Linked DNA regions of Mus musculus: region 2 is linked to region 1. A link is a loop called in an ENCODE intact Hi-C map of the cell type or tissue named here. Cell type or tissue: heart. All regions are shown on one strand. Each heading gives the region's core, and the rest is flanking DNA. Links, peaks and the distances in the headings are about the cores only.

Region 1 (10,453 bases), core at 2,454-10,453:
TTTTAAAGAAAAACAAAAAACAAAAAAACCCCACAGACTAGGATGGGTAGGGGCAACCAATGCGATATTGTATGTTTCCAACTCTCTTTCACACCTGGCATCTTAAATCAGTTGCTACCTGTCAAATAACCTCATGGCTTCCCTGATAACTTGGCCTGGATCAAGACCAGTCAGTCAGAGCCTCTTTAACAGTTACTGGGTTTCAGTCCTGCCTGGGTGCTAAGCAAGAAAGCACAGGATGAGATATTGTGGTCTAAGTTCATACGGGGCACCTGGAGACAAAAGCCGTTTCTGCGAATTTAGCTGATTCTTAAGAATTCAGTCTATGTACAAGATGGAGACGATATAAGATGGGGTCTCTGAGGCTAAAGGGGCCACTAATAGAAAAGATGCCAGTAAGTATTGCAGCCCCTTTCAAAATGGAGAAAGAAAAGAGGGGAGGAGAAGTAATGAAGAGTCGTTTACAGAGCTGGAGGAATGACTCAGGACCTACGTTTGGTTCCCAGCACCCACATCGGGTGGCCCACTCGACCACCTACAACTCCAGCTTCAAGGCATTCAGTTTCTCTGGCCTTCGAAGTCTGTGTTTATCCCTCACACTCACTCATGCACGCGCACACACGCACACATTTGATTATGGGATCAAGCATGTGTCCACATGTGAACATACACATATGTAGGGAGGCTTGTAGCTATTTGGAAAATAAGGTCAGACATCATTCATTCGGACTGTGTCTGCTTACATTGTTGTAATTATAGTAATTGCATTATTTTTCCACTTCCTTGACATTCACCATTTAATATTTTCAACTGTATGTCGTCTGGGCATCATTTTCCATTTTCTTTCAGATAACTAAGCAATTTTTCTCCTTGATATTCTGCTCACCAGTTCATACTGTCACATGGGGCTGGTGAGGAGGCTTAGAGAGTCTGGGGTACTTGCCACCAAGCGGACCCACAGGAGAACTGACTTTGCAAAGGTATCCTCTGACGCTGGAAGTGGGGCACACTTTTCATCCCAGCCCTTGGGAGGCAGGTGCAGGCATATCTCTCTGCATTCCAAGCCAACTTGGTCTACAGAATGGGTTCGAGGCCAACCAGAGCTACACAATAAGACCCTGTCTAGATAAAGAAGGGAGGGAGGAGCTATTGCCAGTATTACTGGCTACTCTCCAGAACTTGATGGCAGGACACTTTTGCTGCAGATACCATCTGCTTACATCAGAGACCATGGGGCTATGAAGCTGGTGCTGACTTAGAAATTTTGTTTCTACTTGCTGGCTTGCCTGCTGCTGCAATGTATAATGTAAGCTCTCAAAGAGAAAAGTCACCCTCAGTCGTACGTAGCAGTGAACCCTGAGCTACAGGAATGACTAGCCTGGCGAGACATGCCCAGTAGTGCTGTAGTGGCATGAACATCCTGGGGAAACCAGTCACTTTTCCTATTCTACAAGATGAAACCCAGACCTGGTACTGTTGTCAAGCCAAGAACCTGTGACTAGACATGTCATCTGCCATTGGAGAGAACTTCCTACTTTTAGTCTGCTAAATGGACATAGTATTAAACCAGCTCCTAGTGACTTTTCATTGCAGAGGCCTGAGTTCAAAGCCAACATATTCTACGTAGGAAGCTCTACAGTGAGACCCTGTCTCAAAACAAAATTTGCCCCTTGCTCAATATAAAGTTGAGCAGCTGCTCAGTCCTGGGCAAATCTGCGTGCCACCTTTGTGTGTTCCTGCCACATGACCTCCACCTCCTCAGGTCTGAGCCCCTCCTCCTGACCACCCTACGGAAGCCAAATCCCACAAGCTGGTCCCATGGTCTTTTACGGCATTCTAACCCTTCTCTGTTGGTTTTTCACTTGTTCGCTTGGTGGAAGATCGATAGTTCTTTTTTTTTTTTTTGGTTTTTTTCGAGACAGGGTTTCTCTGTGTAGCCCTGGCTGTCCTGGAACTCACCCTGTAGACCAGGTTGGTCTCAAACTCAGAAATCTGCCTGCTTCTGCCTACCAAGTGCTGGGATTAAAAAGGTGTGCGCCACCACGCCTGGCTAAGCTTTCCTTTTTAAATGTAGAGGAAAAAAAATGATGAAAGTACCTTGCATGGCTGGATACTGCTGGATGGAGTCACAGGTTATTGAACAAAAATCCCAAAGCCAGGCTAGAGGTATCTCCTTATTCGTCATTGGTCAGAGAGGCTTTGCCGATCTTGGTCGCCAACCAGAAATAGATGATAAGACCAGATTGCTGAAGACATTATACACTTTGATTATGGCACATTGAGAAATCTGACTGGAGCTGACCTGAAAACGTTGATCTGTGTTAGTTAGAGGTCATAGGGCCAGAAGCTTCTGTGTGGATTACTGGAGGAAAAGCGATGTGAGGAGTCTTGTTCAAGTGTGAACCCCCGTGAGCTACCATACCAACCTGTGGGATAAGATGTGGCTACTCCGGGGTTAACCAAGTACTTTCTGCTTAGCTCAGAGGCCTGCTCCACAAGAAGGAATTCATGCCTGGAGCTGTAAACATAGCCAAACACTCATGGCTCCAAGGTGAGAGGCCCTAGTGTGTTTGGGGGCGCCTGAGAGCCCTGGGAATAGCCAAGCAGTGTCCTTGAGTGAGGGTCAACTTTACCACACCCCTCCCAAACGCCCTCTCTACTGACTAAACCTTCCTGAAGGCCTTGGGAAATGACAGAGACACCACCCTGGGGTTTTGTCCTTGCCAAAATGCTTACTCGGGACCTTGCTGTATTTCCTGAGCAACCCTCCATTGCTTGACATATGGGAGGGGTGGTGGTTTCTACCAAGGGTCTCTCAGGTCCTTGGTTCTTTTGGACAGATGTTTGGCTGAGTCTGCTAACATTCAAAGCTATGTTCTTGAAGAAACCTCAATGCTTTGATCTGAGTCCTCCAACCTTCAGGGTTGGGACATACCACTCTTACTTTGCTAAATGCACGTGTTATGGAACTGCCTTCTAAGCATTTAGATTGGTGCTGCTCTTAGCCTTCTGCCACAGAAGCTTGCCTTTTGCCATGATGAATGCAGAAAGTCACAGGCCAGTGCTAAGACTGACTGACTGTTGAGTGCTTAGCCTTAGTGTCTACCCACGTCCCAGCACCTACTCAGCACCGCTGTCTTCTTTCTGCTCATGGGATGACCACTGCACTCATAGAAGTACAGTGGCCATGATTACTTGCACAAGATGGGGCCCTGTCAACATTTTATCATGGATGGGGAGAGGCCTCAGGAGTATTGCTAAGCAGTGGTTGCTGTGATAGGGGAAGTAATTTTTTCAGTGGTGTAGCCACTGGTAAGGTGTCCATGCTCTGAACTCAGTCCTCTTTGTTGATCAGGGTTCCTCTGTCTGGGCTCTGTTGGCATTTTGAGTAGAGTAACACTGTTGGGGACAGTTTTGTGCATTGCAGAATAATTAGTAGCCTTCATGATCGTTACCAGCCTGATGCCAGGAACACTCTATGGTTCCTCCCCCCCCTCTCTCTCCCTCCCTTTCCTCCTTTTTTTCTCTCTCCCTTTCCTCTCTCCTTTTCTCTCTCTCACTCTCACTCACTCATTCTCTCTGAGATTTATCATGAAGGCATGCTGGATTTTGGCAAAGATTTTTCTGCGATCACTTGAGATGGCCATGTGGTTTCAGTCTTTAAATCCACTTATTTATTGACTTAATATATTGAACCATCCTGGCATCTCTTGAATAAAGTCAACTTGCTCATGGTAGATATTCTTTTTTTAAGATTTATTTATTTTATTTATATGAACACACTGTAGCTGTCATCAGACACAGCAGAAGAGGGCATCCGATCCCATTACAGATGGTTATGAGCCACCATGTGATTGCTGGGAAGTGAACTCAGGGCCTCTGGAAGAGCAGTCAGTGCTCTTAACCACTGAGCCATCTCCCCAGCCCCTAGATGATCTTGCTTTATAAATAGCTGTATTCAGTTTTCAAATATGTTATTCAGGGGTTTCCAACTAGTCAAAACGCAGAGATTGGTTAACTGTGGGGTACCCAGTCCCAGTGGGTATATCTCCAACATCATACCTAAGGCTCAGAAAACATTGAGGGAGAGGGGAACAGAGAGACTGTAAAAGCCAGGGGACTGGGACCTGTGCCATGAAGTGATGGCTATCAGGAACGACCCATGACGTCACAACAATATGGCTGCCCAAATGAGATCTAACTATGGCAATCCTAATAGACATATTAACATGGAAGGGGGAAATCTCTAAAAAGTCATGCATTTGAGAGGGTAAGGTGGGGCATGGGGGGGGGAGGATCGGTCCCCATTCACACAACAGTTGTTATGATGTCTAGGGAGGCTTGGGAGGTGAACGTTTGCTGGTGGAGGTAAGTCACTGGGGGCAAGCTTACACGAAAAAAGTGAAGCCGCTTCCTTGAAGTTCTCCCTGTCTGCTTGGTGATTCTGATAGAGAATTCGAGCTCTCAGCCTTGTCTGATAGTCACCATTTCAGATCCTTGCTGCCTTATCTCCCCACCATCATGGATTCTTATCTCTTTGAACCCCCCTCAACCAAGATCCCCCCTCCCCTTGCTTAAGATATTTTTGGTCATGGCGGCACTTTCTCCTAACAACTGCAAAGTATCAATGATCTCTAATCCCTAAGTGTGTTTGTTTTAAAACAGCAAATTTATGGTCCGTGAGATGGCCCAGTGGGCAAAGGCGGCACTTGCTTGCCAAGCCTGAGCTAGATTCCTAGAACTCACATAGTGGAGGGAAAGAAAGCTCTTCTCACCATATTGTCCTCTCACCTGTCCAGTGCACTATGCCACATACATGCGCACACATCCGTAAAGCGCACACACACGCGGAGGATGGGGGTGAGGCGGCAGTTTCTATTTTGCTAGGGTTTAGAGCCCACCCATATGCTTGCACTCAGTCCAGGGGTTTAGCTACCAGCAGACATCCCTTTCTTACTCGTTTCTGCCCTTCTCGCTAAGGCCCAAACCTTGCTGAATTCTGTCCTCTGCTAGCACTCTCGCCTGGAGCTCTACTTCCCTCCGTGAACTAGCAATTCGTGTTCCTCGAGCGCACAGCACTTCTAGCCTCCTCTGGCCAGATGTTTCTTTTCCTAACGTCTTTTCCACCCACAACTACCTCGGGCTCTCTGGAATCAGACCTCTAGTCTCTCCAAAAGCCGCCTGGAAACGGGGCTTCTGGCGGCCAGCTACGCAGTTACAGACGCTCCCGGCAGGTGTGAGCCAGAGTGCTCCTTTGTTGTTGTTTGGAAGTTTCCTACGTTTTAGGGTTTTAGTATGATCGCCTGCTCCGCACAGTGTAAAGGGGAGTCTCTCACATCCTCATATGTGCCGTGATTTCCACTCTTAGCCACGACTATGAGCAGGCGTTTTGAATAATTCAAGTCCCAAGAGGAAAGCAAAGGACAGACCTCCTAAGTGGCTCCCTTCAAACCTGGGCAATCCGAGTTGCGCCCTGCCTTTTTCTTTCTTCCTTTCTTTTTTTTTTTTTTTCTGGCCTTAAAGCGGCGGACTCAAAGTGCGTCCTTCCCAAGTAAGTGGCGGGCCCCCCAACAAAAGGTCTTTCCCACTTTAAGAGCGCCGTGCGTGGCGGCAACTCGCCGCATAGATATATTCTCGCGAGAGCTTGGGAAGGAGCAGCGATGGCGGCGGCTGGAGCGGGTCCTGGTCCGGGAGTCAGCGCCGGCCCTGGTCCCGGAGCCGCTGCAAGTGCCACAACGGCGGAGGACCGAGAGACAGAGCCGGTGGCCGCGGGGGCTGGCGAGGGGCCGTCAGCCGCCCCGGGAGCGGAGCCCAGCTCCGGAGAGGCCGAAAGTGGGTAAGGCAATCCACTCGCAGCCCCGGGGACGCGCGAGGGCCCGCCCCTCGTGGAAGCCCGCGGCTCGCGCCGCCCGGTGTCGCCCTCCGGATCCAGGTCCCGCAGCCAACGGCTCGGCCCGCCCGCCCACCCGGTACCCTCCGCAACCCCGCTGGCTGCTTGCTTGTGGACTCCAAGCCGCTCCTCGGCTCCTCGGCTCCCATCAGCACCAGTGTGAGCCAAGAGCGTTTCCCCCTCTAGCGCCCCGGAAGACCTCGCTGATCCCTCTTGCAATGCTTGGTCCTGAAAGCACTGAGGACGGCAGCCTCCCGTCGTTAGCCCAGTGCACTAGGAATCCCTGGGCCGCGAACACATTTGTCTTGCTTGACAACCTCCCTCCTAATACTCAGGATTGTTCTCTCGTGGGCATCCCGTTCAGGACATGAAAAAGATATACCCTCCGTATTTGGACCATTGTGTTTTTCTGTTTAGGAAAGGCCATTTTGATGTTTGTCTTTTCATTATAGGGATGCAAACTTGGTTGATGTAAGTGGTCTGGAGACAGAATCTTCTAATGGAAAAGATACTTTGGTAAGTATTTCCTCTGAGGCCTTTGGAAGGCGAACTAGATTTGGTTTTAAAATGTTTAATCTATTTTTTTTTTTTTAAAAAGTAGTCAGGCCATTTGATTCTCTTATTGCCCTGTGGCTCCAGGAAGGTACCGGAGACACTTCAGAAGTGATGGATACCCAGGCGGGCTCTGTGGATGAGGAGAATGGGCGGCAGTTGGGAGAAGTGGAGTTGCAGTGTGGGATATGTACAAAATGGTTCACCGCTGACACCTTTGGAATAGACACGTCGTGAGTACATTTCATGGCCTTCTAGACAGCATGATCCTGGAGAGATGGCTTAGCATTTTAGATCACTAGTTACCCTTTCAGGGGTTTGGGCTTGATTCCCAGTATTCACATGGCAGCTCAAGGAACCCCAGTTCTGGGGTGGAAGGGGAAATTATGTAATCATATTTCTTTTTTTTTAATTAATTTATTTATTTTATGTATATGAGTACACTGTAGCTATACAAATGGTTGTGAGCCATCATGTGGTTTCTGGAAATTGAACTCAGGACCTCTGCCCGCTCTAGCCCTGCTTGCTCCAACTCTGCTCACAACAGCCCAAAGATTTATTATATGTGTACACTGTAGCTGTCTTCAGACACACCAGAAGAGGGTGTCAGATTTTTGTTAGGAGTGGTTGTGAGCCACCATGTGGTTGGGATTTGAACTCAGGACCTTTGGAAGAGCAGTCAGTGCTCTTAACTGCTGAGCCATCTCACCAGCCCTGTAATCATATTTCAATCTCAAGACAATTGAGAAGTATTTTTAAATATACCGAAAAAAAGTCAGTAGGTAGTATTTTGTGCTCACTCTAACCCTATCCAGTGACCAGATGCTGACTGAGGAGTTGCTTGCATTCCTTTGGCATGTTCTGAAGTATTGAGGTGAGAGTGCTATTAGGTATGAGTGTGGGCATCGTCCTTGCTTTTGACCTTACAGGCTGATTGGGAAGGAGTCTGTGCAATTAGAAGAGATTATGTAATTAAGTTTGCGATAATGTATTCTGTGTGTTCTGGGCTTGGTATTTACAGTGGGCAAGACCTGTTGTCAGTAACATTTGAAGGTGTGGTGTTGAGTCGTGGTGTACTTGCCTGCTGCGTGCAAAGCCCTGGGTGGTCACTGCAGAGAAGTGCTTTTAATTCCTCAAAAATATTGAGGTGATCGGTGCTTTTCATGTCTAAAGCATACTTTGTTTCCTTTCTCATTGCTTATAATGTACCCCAATTGGTATCTTATGTTTTCTCTCAGGAAAAAAACAAAACAAACAAACAAAACTTACATCTAAACATGTACCTGTTCTTGAGAATTAAAATCATATCATAATTCAGAGCAAAAGGTCTCTTTTGGTGGAGGCGTAGGTGGTCAGTAGGTATTAACGAGCATTTTGATGGATAACTATTAAGTCAATGGCTCTCTAACTATATATAGCCCTGGATGGCCTGAGGTGCCCTTTTTTGACCAAGTTGGCCTTAAAATTGCAGGAATCCTCTGGCCTTTGAGCCAGTCTTTGTTCATTTTGAGGCCAGGCTGGGCTGCATAGTTGAACATCAGGCCAGCCAGAGCTGTGCCTTAAGTCTTTGTCTGGAAGGGGACAAATTATATTGAGTGGAGCTGGTTGTGCACACCTGTAATTCAGGTACTTAGGAGGCCGGAGCAGGAGGATCACAAGTTCCAGGTTATATGAACCATAGCTAATGCAAGACCAGGGGCCTATCTCAGAAAAAGCCAATGTCTTAGTCAGGGTTTCTATTCCTGCACAAACATCATGACCAAGAAGCAAGTTGGGGAGGAAAGGGTTTATTCGGCTTACACTTCCATGCTGCTGTTCATCACCAAAGGAAGTCAGGACTGGAACTCAAGCAGGTCAGGGAGCAGGAGCTGATGCAGAGACCATGGAGGGATGTTCTTTACTGGCTTGCCTCACCTGGCTTGCTCAGCCTGCTTTCTTATAGAACCCAGACTACCAGCCCTGAGATGGTCCCACCCACAAGGGGCCTTTCCCCCTTGATCACTAATTGAGAAAATGCCTTACAATTGCATCTCATGGAGGCATTTCCTCAACTGAAGCTCCTTTCTCTCTGATAACTCCAGCTGTGTCAAGTTGACACAACACTAGCCAGTACAATTGACCCCTTGTCAACTTGACACACAAAAACATCACTAGTAAGCCTCAACCCTTACAATCTTATTCATCCCCATTCTAAATAACTTTAAAAGTCCCACAGTCTTTACATATTCTTAAAATTTCAATCTCTTTAAAATATCCATTTCTTTTAAAATCCAAAGTCTTTTTACAATTAAAAGTCTCTCAACTGTGGGCTCCACTAAAACAGTTTCTTCCTTCAAGAGGGAAAATATCAGGGCACAGTCACAATCAAAAGCAAAAGTCAATCTCCAACCGTCCAATGTCTGGGATCCAACTCACGATCTTCTGGGCTCCTCCAAGGGCTTGGGTCACTTCTCCAGCCAGGCCCTTTGTAGCACACGCATCATCCTCTAGGTTCCAGATGCCTGTACTCCACTGCTGCTGCTGCTCTTGGTGGTCATCTCATGGTACTGGCATCTCCAAAACACTGCATGACCCCTTCAGTCCTGGGCCATCAATTGCAACTGAGGCTGCACTTTCACCAATGGCCTTCCATGGCCTCTCACAGTGCCAAGCCTCAGCTTCTCTGCTCAACTCCTTCATGCCTTCAAAACCAGTACCACCTGGGTGACCCTTACACATTACCAAGTCCAGCCACAGCACAATGTACAACTTTGGCTATATCTGGAACACAGCCACTGTGCTCTCAGAAAACACTTCCCAGAAGATGTCACCTCAATGATGCTGGTCTCTTCTTAATCACCGCTAATTTCTTAGCTCCAGCTAACCAGCATCAATAGTCCCAGTAATGCAAAGTTTTTGCTTTAGTAGTTCTGGTATCTTGTTAATCACAGCTGATTCTTCAGCCCCAGCTAACCAGAACTACAGAATCTTCACAATCAAAACAGCAATGGCCCTGAAAAGAGTCTTTAATTTTCCCTCTGAAATTTCACAAACCAGACCTCCATCTTCTGCAGTGTTCTCAACGTTGTCTTCCAAGCTCCTACACAACATCCGACAGAGCTCTTAACAACGGATGGATCTTCAAGCCCAAAGTTCCAAAGTCCTTCCACAGTCCTCCCCAAAACATGGTCAGGTTGTCACAGGAATACCCCACTCTGCTGGTACCAATTTGTCTTAGTCAGGGTTTCTATTCCTGCACAAACATCATGACCAAGAAGCAAGTTGGGGAGGAAAGGGTTTATTCGGCTTACACTTCCATGCTGCTGTTCATCACCAAAGGAAGTCAGGACTGGAACTCAAGCAGGTCAGGGAGCAGGAGCTGATGCAGAGACCATGGAGGGATGTTCTTTACTGGCTTGCCTCACCTGGCTTGCTCAGCCTGCTTTCTTATAGAACCCAGACTACCAGCCCTGAGATGGTCCCACCCACAAGGGGCCTTTCCCCCTTGATCACTAATTGAGAAAATGCCTTACAATTGCATCTCATGGAGGCATTTCCTCAACTGAAGCTCCTTTCTCTCTGATAACTCCAGCTGTGTCAAGTTGACACAACACTAGCCAGTACAGCCAATGAGTGTGCTAGTGAGGTAGTCAGCAGATAGACACTTCCTGAGTAAGCCTTGAGACCTGAGTTTCATCCCTTGAACCATATGAAGATGGAAGAAGAGAACTGAGTCACAGGATTGGCCTCCACGTCGTTCGGAGCTGTGCACCCTGGGACATGTACACCCTGGGTCATGTGCCCAAATATGCACCATGGGTACACATGCTACTACTAATAAATGTTTTAAAGGAAGACAAAAATGTGTTGAGTGGCTCACTAATGTGTGTAATCTGGCCCATCCACAGGTCATGTCTGCCTTTTATGACCAACTACAGCTTCCATTGCAATGTGTGCCATCACAGTGGGAATACCTACTTTCTCCGGAAGCAAGCAAGTAAGAACAGTTCTAGAGTATTTTAAAAAGATGGT
Region 2 (10,453 bases), core at 1,222-9,221, 1.2 Mb before region 1:
AAGTTTGCAATACCAAGGGCCTCTCTTCCCACTGATGGCTGACTAGGCCATCCTCTGCTACATATGCAGCTAGAGACACGAGCTCAGGGTGATTCTGGTTAGTTCATATTGTTCCTCCCCTTTAGCAGTAGCCAGTATTCTTAACCACTCAGCTATCGCTCTGGCCCTGTCTTGGTTGGATATACTTTCCTCCCCATGAAATTATATTTATAGTTTTGAATTTCAAATAAGTACAAGCAAAATTCCATGTTTTATTTCCAACTGTCATGTTTAACCTATGATATAATATGCACACATACTTGACTTTTCTTCTAAACATTCATTAAAAAAAAAATTCTTCTTTAGCTCTTCCCCAAAAGTGAGGAAATAATCTCTACTTGGGGCTGATAGGCCAAAGCCAGTCACTGGCTTCATTCAGCTATTTCAGTGATCAAGTGACATTACAGAAGAGCCTCTGACTGTGTGTGTGGGGGGGGGGGTGGGAAGAGAGAGAGAATCCTTAAGTCTGTCAATGAAAAGGTATTCATCTAACCTCTAAATAACTTCAAATTGTGTGAGAGAGAGAGAATCCTTAAGTCTGTCAATGAAAAGGTATTCATCTAACCTCTAAATAACTTCAAATTGTGTGTGAGAGAGAATCCTTAAGTCTGTCAATGAAAAGGTATTCATCTAACCTCTAAATAACTTCAAATTGTGTATTAGTCAACAACCCAAATTTGAAATGATCCAGCCATCCCACACGAGCCACAAATACCTGTACAGACTTATAGGATGTGATGAACGGGAGCATGAGATGGAAACCCGGGCCACTGGTGGAGGTCAGCAGGGCACCACCTCTATAGAGGAGGAGAGAGCAGATTCAGTATCCCAAGAGAGGGTCCTTAGATCAGTGCTTCAACCCGTGGGTCCCAATCCCTTTGGGGTCAAATAACTCTTTCACAAGGGTCACTTAAGACACAGACATTTACATTACAGTTCACAACAGTAGCAAGATTACAGATATAAAGCAGCAATGAGCATAACTGTGTGGATGGGGTCACCACAACATGGGTGTCTCTATTAAAGGGTCCCAGCATTAGGAAGGTTGTGAACCACTACCTTAGATCAAGACTTAAGGCCACCCATCTCTGTATTCCTATAGAAATTTAATGTAGAGTGACACGGTTACTCCTTCTCCCTTTCTTCCATCTCAACACTCTAGGAAGCCTGATGGAAAAGTCAGACCATTAGTCAGACCTTTTCCACCAGAGAAGGAAGGATGGAGCCTAAGGAAACCAAAGGCAGCAGAATCCCTGGCTACACATGGGTCCAGAGAGAAGTCTGCCAGGGCGGCTGTGCCTGTGGTGACCACCAGAGCGCTCCACCCAGTTTCAACGAGCAGCATTACTGTTGGAGTCCAGTGACATAGACAATTAAAAGAATAGTTTTGGGGGCAGTGCTCAGGGCACCAGGGCATCACACATTCTAGTATTTGCCATGATGAGCTACACCTTGCTCGCTCCTTACGTAACTTTAGCAGGAAGTGAGAAGACTCCGTGATAGAAGAGGCAAGTGGGATTTAACTAAGGGAGAAGGATCTGCTTTCTCTCACCAAGCTCCAGAATCCTCTGGGGCCTGGCATACGATATCTCACCGTTTCTGAGACGGATCTTGCTACATAGCCCTGGTTTGCCCAGCACCTGCTATGTAGCCCAGGCTGACCTAAAACTCATAGTAATCTTCTTGCCTTAGCCCTAACCCAAGTGGGGAATTACTGGTGCTGAGCCACTATACTGGTTCAAGAATAATTTTAAAGTCATTTCAATACACATAATATATATATAATATATATATTTGACATATAGTCCTAATCAAGTTGTACATGACTGACAAAATTCAAAGCTTTTGGGGGACACGAAAGCAGAATGGTGGAGATAAATTACCAAAGACAGGAAACTCAATAAAAGTTTCCATTTCTTTTTTTAATGTATGTTCTTAAACTCCAGGTCTTGAGTATGTTAGTCAGAAGCTTTTCCACAGAGCTACAACTCTCATTTAATGATCATTTAGAGCTTGCTACTGGCAGTCCACAAATAAGTATTACAGGGCTCATATATGAGGAGGGGTCAAGATGAACATATTGGCACACCCCTTTAATCCTAACACCTCGGAAGCAGAGGCAGGAAGATCTGAGTTCAAGTCAGTCTGGTCTACGTAGAGCATTCCAGGCAAGCCAGAGCTACATAGCGAGACCCTGTCTCAGAGGGGGTGGTGGTGGTGTCATATAGGCTTACAGCAAGGGCTGGGGGTATATTTAGTGGTAGGGCAATTACCCAGCATGCATTAGCCTGTGACTCTGATCCTCAGCACCACAAACCAAACAATTAGTCACGCAAATTCCCCTTCTAAAACCTACAATGAAAACCTTGGTCACAAAAGCCACTGGAAAGAAAGTAATTCGAGATCATTTAGGAGTCATTCCCCGAAAGCTGCCCTGATACAAATCATCCTTAGAGCCTTTACATTTTTTTTGAAACATTCACTTTAAAACAGTCTCTCAAGTTAGCAGAGTACACTTCTCAAGTTGCCATCAAGCACTGGGACTGTGCCAACTTTTGGAGAAGCAGCCTTGCAGGGTGGAGACAAGATTCTTCAGGTGATGAAAGAGAAAACTATGTCAAGAGATGATCTTGGAAGAGCAATGGTTCCTTCAGATTTTGCTTTTAAACCCACAAATTCATATCAGCAGCACCTTAAAATACTAAAGGCAGTTTTAAGTTTATAGACTTAAATAAAGACACGCGTGCACCTTATAAGCGGTGAGGGAGCCATCTGTCTCTGCCTTACCTGTAATATACTCCAATATGTCCCTCTTCTATCTTGTGCACAGCTGAGAAGAGAGATGCACAAAAGAAACTGGAAGCCACGGCCACAACAGCTCCCAACTGAGCCATCAGTGAACCTGTATCCTAGAGAGAAGATATGGGACAATGTGTAGCCTGACGTACAGGAGAGCCACCAAGCTGAAGCTCACGTAAAGTGATTCTGGGGCAGCCTGCTGTAACACACACACACTACTTGCCAGATCTACAACTCACTGTGTCCTTGTTCTCAGTCAACATTCCGTTCCTTAACTGTGGAAGTATAATTCCCATTGAAGCAAGGGGGCATTAGCTCCAGAAACAGCTATACCTAAGAGAGATTTGGTGCCATTTGGGCAAGGTTCAAAACACAGCCTTCTCTCCCCTTCACGTTAACATGTTGTCAACAGAGCCATTTATACTTGTAAGGAAGAGAGGCAGCTGCAGGGTGCTGGCCCAAATTACAGAGGATGTCAAATGACAGGCAGCTGTGGCTATGTATTTCTGGTCAGAGCCTCCTACTTCTAATTGCCTGCCATTTCGAAGGAAACCACCAGTCATTCCCTTAGGACCCTGAGGGGGGGAAGAGAGAGAGGGAGGGAGGGAGAGAGAGAAGAGCAAGCAACTGAGTTCCGACGTAGGATTCTCTCTCTGATCTGTCCTCCACCTTCTCTGTTGTTCCTTTGGACTTAAACGGGACAGATCTCTATGTAAAACTGTAACACATTCTCCCATATCCTTTGCCCCCGCAAGCCCCATGGTTATAGGAAACTGGAAATGTCTCAGGCTGGAGACTCTGGACTACTCCGAAGTGAGGGTGGGGTGGGGTGGGGTGGGATGTCCCCAAATGTCCAGGGTCCCAGATGCCACAGAGTTACATGTAGACACTCATTTCCTGAACCCTGAAGGATCTGGAAAACACTACAGTGACGGACGTGCACACCGGGCACAGGGCACGGAGTCCACCTCTCAGGTCTGACTAATTTACTTATTTTTTACCGTAGCGGCCTTCAGCTACCGAGCAGCAGGAGTGTCCTCTCTGCAAATGTCCTCACTACCACCCCAAAGCCACCTCTTGCCCTTTCCCCGCCCTCCTCCGCGAGGCAGACACGGCCGAGAGCTTCCGCTCGGACCCGTGGGCAGGGGACTGGACTCCCGGGTGGGCGAGCTGAGGGGGCTCAGGACGTCAGCTCCAGCCGCGCCCACCCCCCGAGCCTCAGCGATGCCGAGCGTGCACGGAGGGGCGGCGGCCGCGTACCAGGCTGTCCCTCCAGGCGCTCCGTACACAGCCGAACCCCCGTGCAACCGTAGAAACCGCCACACCCCTCAGCACCCTACTTCCTTCCGGGCCAGTCGCTTCGATGACGCCATCAGTCCGCGCGCGCGCAAAAAATAAAAAAAATAAATAAATAAAAAGAAGACCCCGCCCACACCACACCCCTGTGCTCGTCCGGCCGCTCCGCCCCCTCGCGCTGCGAGCCGCAGTGTTCGGCGGTGGCGCCAGGGGACGCTCGCGAGCTGGCACACTGGCTGCGCACCTAGGCTTGCGGGTTTTAGGATGCCCAGGGCTGGCAGAGCGGGCTCCGGACACCAAGGCTCTGGTATCACCTTCCGAGGCGCTGGCTTCGGAGGTTGCTAGAGATTCTCCTTCGCTTCAAGTCCGAGCTGGATTTCTTTTCTTCTTCCGGAGCCGGGATCAATGCGATGCAGCGTTCTTGTCCTTCTGCTCGCTTCTTTTCCTGCTGCATTAGCCGAAGGAAACTTTCAAAGGTGCAGATTATGACGTCGCCAGTCAACAGTCCTACTCTGAGTTGCCCTTTATACTTTTCTGAGAGCTTTGTTTGGCCTTGAGGTCCCCACAGCAACATAAAGTAATTAACAAGGAATTATTGTTCCGATTTTTAATGAACGGATTCTGAAATCTGTGAGTGCTGAGGTCAACAGCAGTTGTTGAAAACTTAGCATTTCCTTAATAGTTCGGGCTTCCTGTCTTGCTTAACACATGCCATGGTGAGCTTTTGTCTGTCATCTGCACCCCCCCCCCCCCGGGGGGGTATAGCAGACCAGGAAGAAAACGTTTTTCCTAGCCTAAAGCCCTCACATGACCTCACCCTGCCATAGCGTTACCTTTGGACATTCATACTGGGCCTTTTCTCCGTTTTGTCCTGGGGCTGGAACTAAGGGCTTTATGGCTGTCCTCTATCCCCAATCTGCTTCTTTAGCAGGAAATTTCTAAACCGGCCACTGCAGTCATTTTGTTTGCAGGCCAGGAAGTGCCCACTTTAACTCCTGCTTTTAGTACATGAAAAGGCTTTTCCGTACAGTAGATGGCCAGTGGTCAATGTCCGACGATTTTAGGACTCAGGAAAAGAAGAGTAAAGGAACCCCTTTGTCTTCTCCCAAAAGCCAAGGCACTGAAACTGAATTCAAAGTTCCGGGAAGCCAGATGTTTGGTGACAGCAGAAGAAAAGCAGCTGCCCCCAATCCCAGACACCCAGTGGCTGCAGAAGAAGACAACAGACCAAGTAGTTTCAAAACAGCTTGTCTAAGGGACCCAGCAAACTCCCCATTCTGCCCCTAAAGATCCCCCTCCCACTTCCCGATTCTTAGCTACAAAACCTGAGGCTTGAAGCATGTGACCTGCCTTCTCCTGGACTCTGGTTCCTGAGTGACTGGGTCCTGTGCCCTGGTCAGAGTGTGGTCCAAACTAGACAATCTACCTCTCCGACAATAAATAAAGCCTCCCACAGCTGTTTGAGGTCATCTGGAGTCTCAGTGTTTGTTTCTCCTTACAAACAACTCTTACATATTCTTACATGTTGGTACCAGAGCCCTTTCTTCACCTCTCTCCTATCCCCAAACTCCAGTCTCTCACCTTTCTTTCCCTCCCAAGCACCACTCTGTCCTTAGTGATCACTAAGGTGAAACAGCAAGCAGGTCAGGTCCCTTACTGGAGACGTCACCCAGTCTAGGAGCCACAGTTCCTAACAGCCTCATTGATATGTGAGGGGAACGGAGGTTTTAGTCTGGAGTCCTCATTTGCCGAACTGGTAAGCTTTCTTGCTCTTACTCTCTAATGAGACCTCCAGTACATGAGAGGCTAGTCTTTGCTATTTATTTCTGGAGCTACACCCAACTTCAGCCATTTCTCTGCTCGACAGGCATGTGATGTGGGTAAAGGGTCTGTTTGTTTGTAGCAGTGTCCTGGGAATTTGACTCAGCTTCAGGAGTCTTTTATTCTTCTCTCTGGAAACGCTTGGGAATTTAATTCCAGTGAAACTTGGGTCTCTGGAGGCCATTCCAGAGCAGGAAACTGGCCTTGGCCCATTTTTAGACCAACGAACATGGGCAATAGTGCCTCTGTTCCCAAAGGCAGTCTTGGCTTGCTTAAAAAAATTTTTTTTCCACACAATTGGACCTCAAGTTAGATGTTGATCTGGCCCTAATATCCCCTTGACAACCAAAAAAAACTGCTGGCCTGAACTTGCCATGTTCCAATCAAACATCTTGAAAGATCTTGACAAAATACTTGCGATGGGGTGACAAATGGCCAGAGGTTCCCCATTCCCTCTCTTTCCACCATAGGTTCAGGGGGTCAAACTCAGGTTGTCAGGTTTATATAGCAAGTCCCCCACCAAGCCCTTGCCCCCTGGTCTGAAAAAAAATATTTTTAAAAAATTTCTTTCTTTTCTTTTCTCCTCTTCTTCTTCTTCTTCTTCTTCTTCTTCCTCTTCCTCTTCCTCCTCCTCCTCCTTCTTTTCCTTCTTCTTTTAAGATTTATTTATTTATTTTATGTACACCATTGCTCTCTTCAGACACACCAGAAAAGGGCATCAGACTCCATTGCAGATGATTGTGAGCCACCATGTGGTTGCTGGGAATTGGACTCAGGACCTCTGGAAGAGCAGTCAATGCTCTTAACCACTGAGCCATCTCTCTAATCCTGAAAAAGATTTTATGTGAGCTACATTTTATGGAAGGAAAAATGTACTTGATGTTTAGAAAGCTCACTTGGTTTGAAAAAAGATACTCTGATTGGAGATAGAACATTTCCGATTGGATGGTGTCTGGAGAAGAAGTTAATGAAATATGGAAGGATATTCTGACAGAAAAAGTTACCTAACTCTTTCCTTTGAGGACAGACTTGCTTTGGAAAGTTCCTGAACCTTCCTCTCAAATTACTCATTTCCCCAGTAAGATATGATTTCTGAAGAAAGGTGGTTTGACCGATTTAAAAACATCAACTAGTAGCGCTAGCTGCTCTTACAGAGGACCCTGGTTTGATTCCCAGCACCCCTAGGGCAGGTCACCAACATCTGTAATTCCAGCTTCAGGAGCTTTGATGCCCTCTGCTGGCTACCACAGGCACTGCACACACATGGTGCACAGACTTGCTTTGTGCTTTAGTTCTTTCCATAGCACAGCTAGCTCCTCCACTTTCAGTTCTTCTCCCATTGCCGGTCTTCCCACAAACACTGCATATTCTGCGCTTCCATTTCAGCTGTTTTCTTTTGGAACTTCTGCTGTTCCTTGGCTCTCCTCTCTGTGGACAGCTGAAAAACCTCTGCACAGCAACTGATTTTTTTCTCTCTCTCTCTTTCTAGTGAACAAAGGTCTCCTAGAAAGGGATGATGGTGAGCCTCGAGGCAAGCTGCTCCTTTCTGCTGTTTCAGTTCTCCCATTGGCCAGTGCGTCATCATCTTCTCTGGCGAGCACGCTGTTTTGGTGCAAAAGCAAGTGACTTACACACGGTGATGGTGACGGTGACGGTGAAGCGAGGAACCTTCTTTAATGGAACACTCACAACATCTTCCAAGATCTTAGTAGGGCAAGATCTGGAATGAAATTCCAAGTGTTCATCCTCTTCTTTGGCTCTGACTCCTTCATTCATTTATCAATTTCTAAATCAACACCAACAGGCTGATGAGATGGTGTCCCAGGCAGGAAGGGCACAGGTTTAAGAAGCCTGGGATCAAGTCCTGGTGCTTTGGGCTTTCTTCTTTGCAGCACTTCTGCAAGCCACAAGCCTTGAGTCTGCTGTTTGGTTTGCCATACGGGAGTCTGGGGATCTCATTCCTAAAACAGCTACTTAGTCCTTCTTGTCCCCACTAATTCCATCAAATTCTCAGCTATGCATGCTGAGGAAGATACTGAAAATCTTGGCGCACAGGTAGGCCAAGGGCAGACATATTGCGTCCTGTGTATCACCTGCAAGGCCGTCATTTCTGGAAAAGCAAATAGGGGCAAGAGTTGGAGCAGAGGACGAAGGCTCGTCAGGGTGGAGTGGGGGCGGGGCAGAGAATGAGCAGCTTCAGAAATGTTCTCTTCCAAGAAGTGGCAACCTGGGAAGAAGTCAGTGAGCCATACCACCAGGGTAGCTGCCCTTCATCCCCCTATGGACAGACGAGTGACTGTAACAACATCCTGAGAACCAGGAGAAAGATAAGGAGAACAACTTCACGTCTGAACTGTGAACACACCCTCCATCTCCTGGCTGAGCAACTAAGGGATGGGCTGTAATTAAACCTTTCAACCTGTCTGAAGCGGAGAAAAGAACACTTGAAGAAGTGGCTTCTGCATGCATGCCCCTCACACAGCAGGTCAGAGCCTTCTGCAAAAGAACCACAGATAGATGCCATCTGAGCAATAAGAAGGAAGAGGTGACCCTGTTATCATCAAGATCTTCGAGGACCAAGATCTCCAAAAGACCCAACAGATGAAGAGTCATTTGGACCACTCTATCCAGCATAAAAGGAGGACAGATGCTTCAGTGGACAGATGCGTCTAGTGGTTGCTGGGCTCCTCACTGACTGGCCTGTCCAATATAACCTGCTGGCTTCAGTGTTATTAAAAATGCCCTTTCTGACTTAGATGATGTCGGTAAGTTGTAGTATACTGTAAAAAAGCTCACTCTGGAGATGGGGTTGACCCACACACCTCAGATAAAAACATGTCTGCATCCAAGTTTCTTCACAGACTAAGTGGTTTTTTTTGTGTTGTAGTTCCCTATAGAACTTAGACCCAGCTTTCCTTTAATAAGATGATGTCACACTTCTCTATGGTTTGTAATGTATAGTTTAAAGTTTATTTGGGTACTAATTCAAAGAATGTTATTAATTTTTTCTATGCATGGGTGTGTTGTCTATATGAATGTCTATGTGAGGCAGTTGGATGGATCCTCCAGAGATTGAGTTACAGACAGTTGTGAGCCGTGTGTGCTGGTAATCGAACCCGGTTCTCTAGAAGAGCAGTGTTATTAACCACTAAGGCATCTCTCCAGCGCAAAAGAATGTTATCTGTCAGGGCTTCTAAAGTTTTCAAGAGATAAATGACTTTAACTGATCAAATACCAGTTTTATGGGAGTTTAAAATAAGACAATTGAGAATAAAACAGGTTGAATTTACACTGTATACACTCTAAGAGTGTTTGTTGATATACACATATGGCAAGACATCTCCAGACTCAGGAATTACCCTTTCCCTTGGATGGGTCACAGACCACATGAGAGTAAGTTGCATGCTAACGTCAATGCAGGAAAAGGGTGCATGGGAAATGAGACTTGCTAGAGTCTGTTCCTATTCCCAGCTCTGTGGGCGGGGCCAGTGGAACTTCCTCCTTAGCTACCGGGAAGATGAATTGCCCCGGCCTGTTTCACATGACAGCGGAGGGGATTCTCTTGCCCAGTGGAGGTTCTTGGAGTCTGTACCCACAGTCTAAATGACCCGAGGGACGGAGAAGCAAATGACAATTAGTCTGCACTCCCAAACTGACATATGATGATGGTGTGAACAGAGGAACCCTGTATCAAAGCCTACTGACTGGCTTGGGACTGGCATGCTGGTTCAGTTGCTCGTGCCTTTATTCTCCAGTCTTCAGTTTTCCTCCTGTTAGCAAAGCTAATCTCAGGACTGAGAGGCCAATGCGGGTTCTCTGAGAAGTCCCTAGGGGAGTTCCATGTAAATTTCATGCTCTACCAAAGGGCCAGCCAGCACAGCAGACTGAACTGTGGACAGTCACTCAAACACTAAGTTACAGCGTCATCGCCTGGATCCACCACACCTGGGCAAAGATAATAACACTTCTGGATGAAGAAGAGGTGTGGCCTGAAAAACTTCATCAGCCCCTCTGAGTCTCCTTCCTGGGGTTAATAACAGCACGAACCTTCTCGTACTATGTCGAGGATGAAGGGGAAATCACAGCACCGGGCAGCTTTTGGAAGTGTTGGGAAAGTACAGGTTTAGAAATGGCCGGTGCGCTAACCATGTTCTTGCGTGTTTGTGCATTCAGATTACTTACGTGACAGAGGACGAGGGAAGGGTAAGCTCGGAGTTATATGTTACCCAGTAATAATCAAATAAAGTGTTTGGAGCTGCCGAGACAGTGTAGCAGGTAAGGGTGCTTGCTGCTAGCCTGGTGACCCGAGTTCAATTCCTGAAATATACGTGCTGAAAGAGAATTACTTCTCTCCTGCAAGCTGTCCTCTTACTTCCATATATATTCTCTCTCTCTCTTTCATACACAAACACACACCCCAAATAAATGTAAAAACATTTAAAAATGATTTTTTTTTATCAGAAGACGAGATAAGGGCCGTAGCAATTGTACTATAATA

Evidence for each region. Peaks named below come from ENCODE experiments on the same cell type or tissue, not always from the same donor. Only the 100,000 strongest peaks of a DNase experiment are listed, where the experiment ranks them.
Region 2: it touches region 1 in a loop (4-fold over the local background); 2 of 42 quality-filtered maps call a loop at or near these places.

What each region holds. Positions count from the first base shown.
Region 1 is chr8:25,835,965-25,846,417 of GRCm38, reverse strand. Ash2l (ASH2 like histone lysine methyltransferase complex subunit) reads left to right here and starts at 5,631. Exons shown (of 16, transcript NM_011791.3): 1 at 5,631-5,836; 2 at 6,343-6,406; 3 at 6,530-6,675; 4 at 10,330-10,418. The coding sequence starts at 5,661. In heart, for the core only: no CTCF peak of the experiment used is centred there; a DNase peak (open chromatin) is centred at 5,617; H3K4me3 peaks cover 2,617 bases; H3K27ac peaks cover 1,985 bases.
Region 2 is chr8:27,017,552-27,028,004 of GRCm38, reverse strand. Erlin2 (ER lipid raft associated 2) reads right to left here and starts at 4,186. Exons shown (of 12, transcript NM_153592.3): 1 at 4,099-4,186; 2 at 2,827-2,948; 3 at 755-836. The coding sequence starts at 2,933. It also overlaps the pseudogene Gm19164. In heart, for the core only: CTCF peaks have their summits at 4,346 and 7,191 (motif pointing left); DNase peaks (open chromatin) are centred at 4,274, 4,894 and 5,434; H3K4me3 peaks cover 2,136 bases; H3K27ac peaks cover 2,118 bases.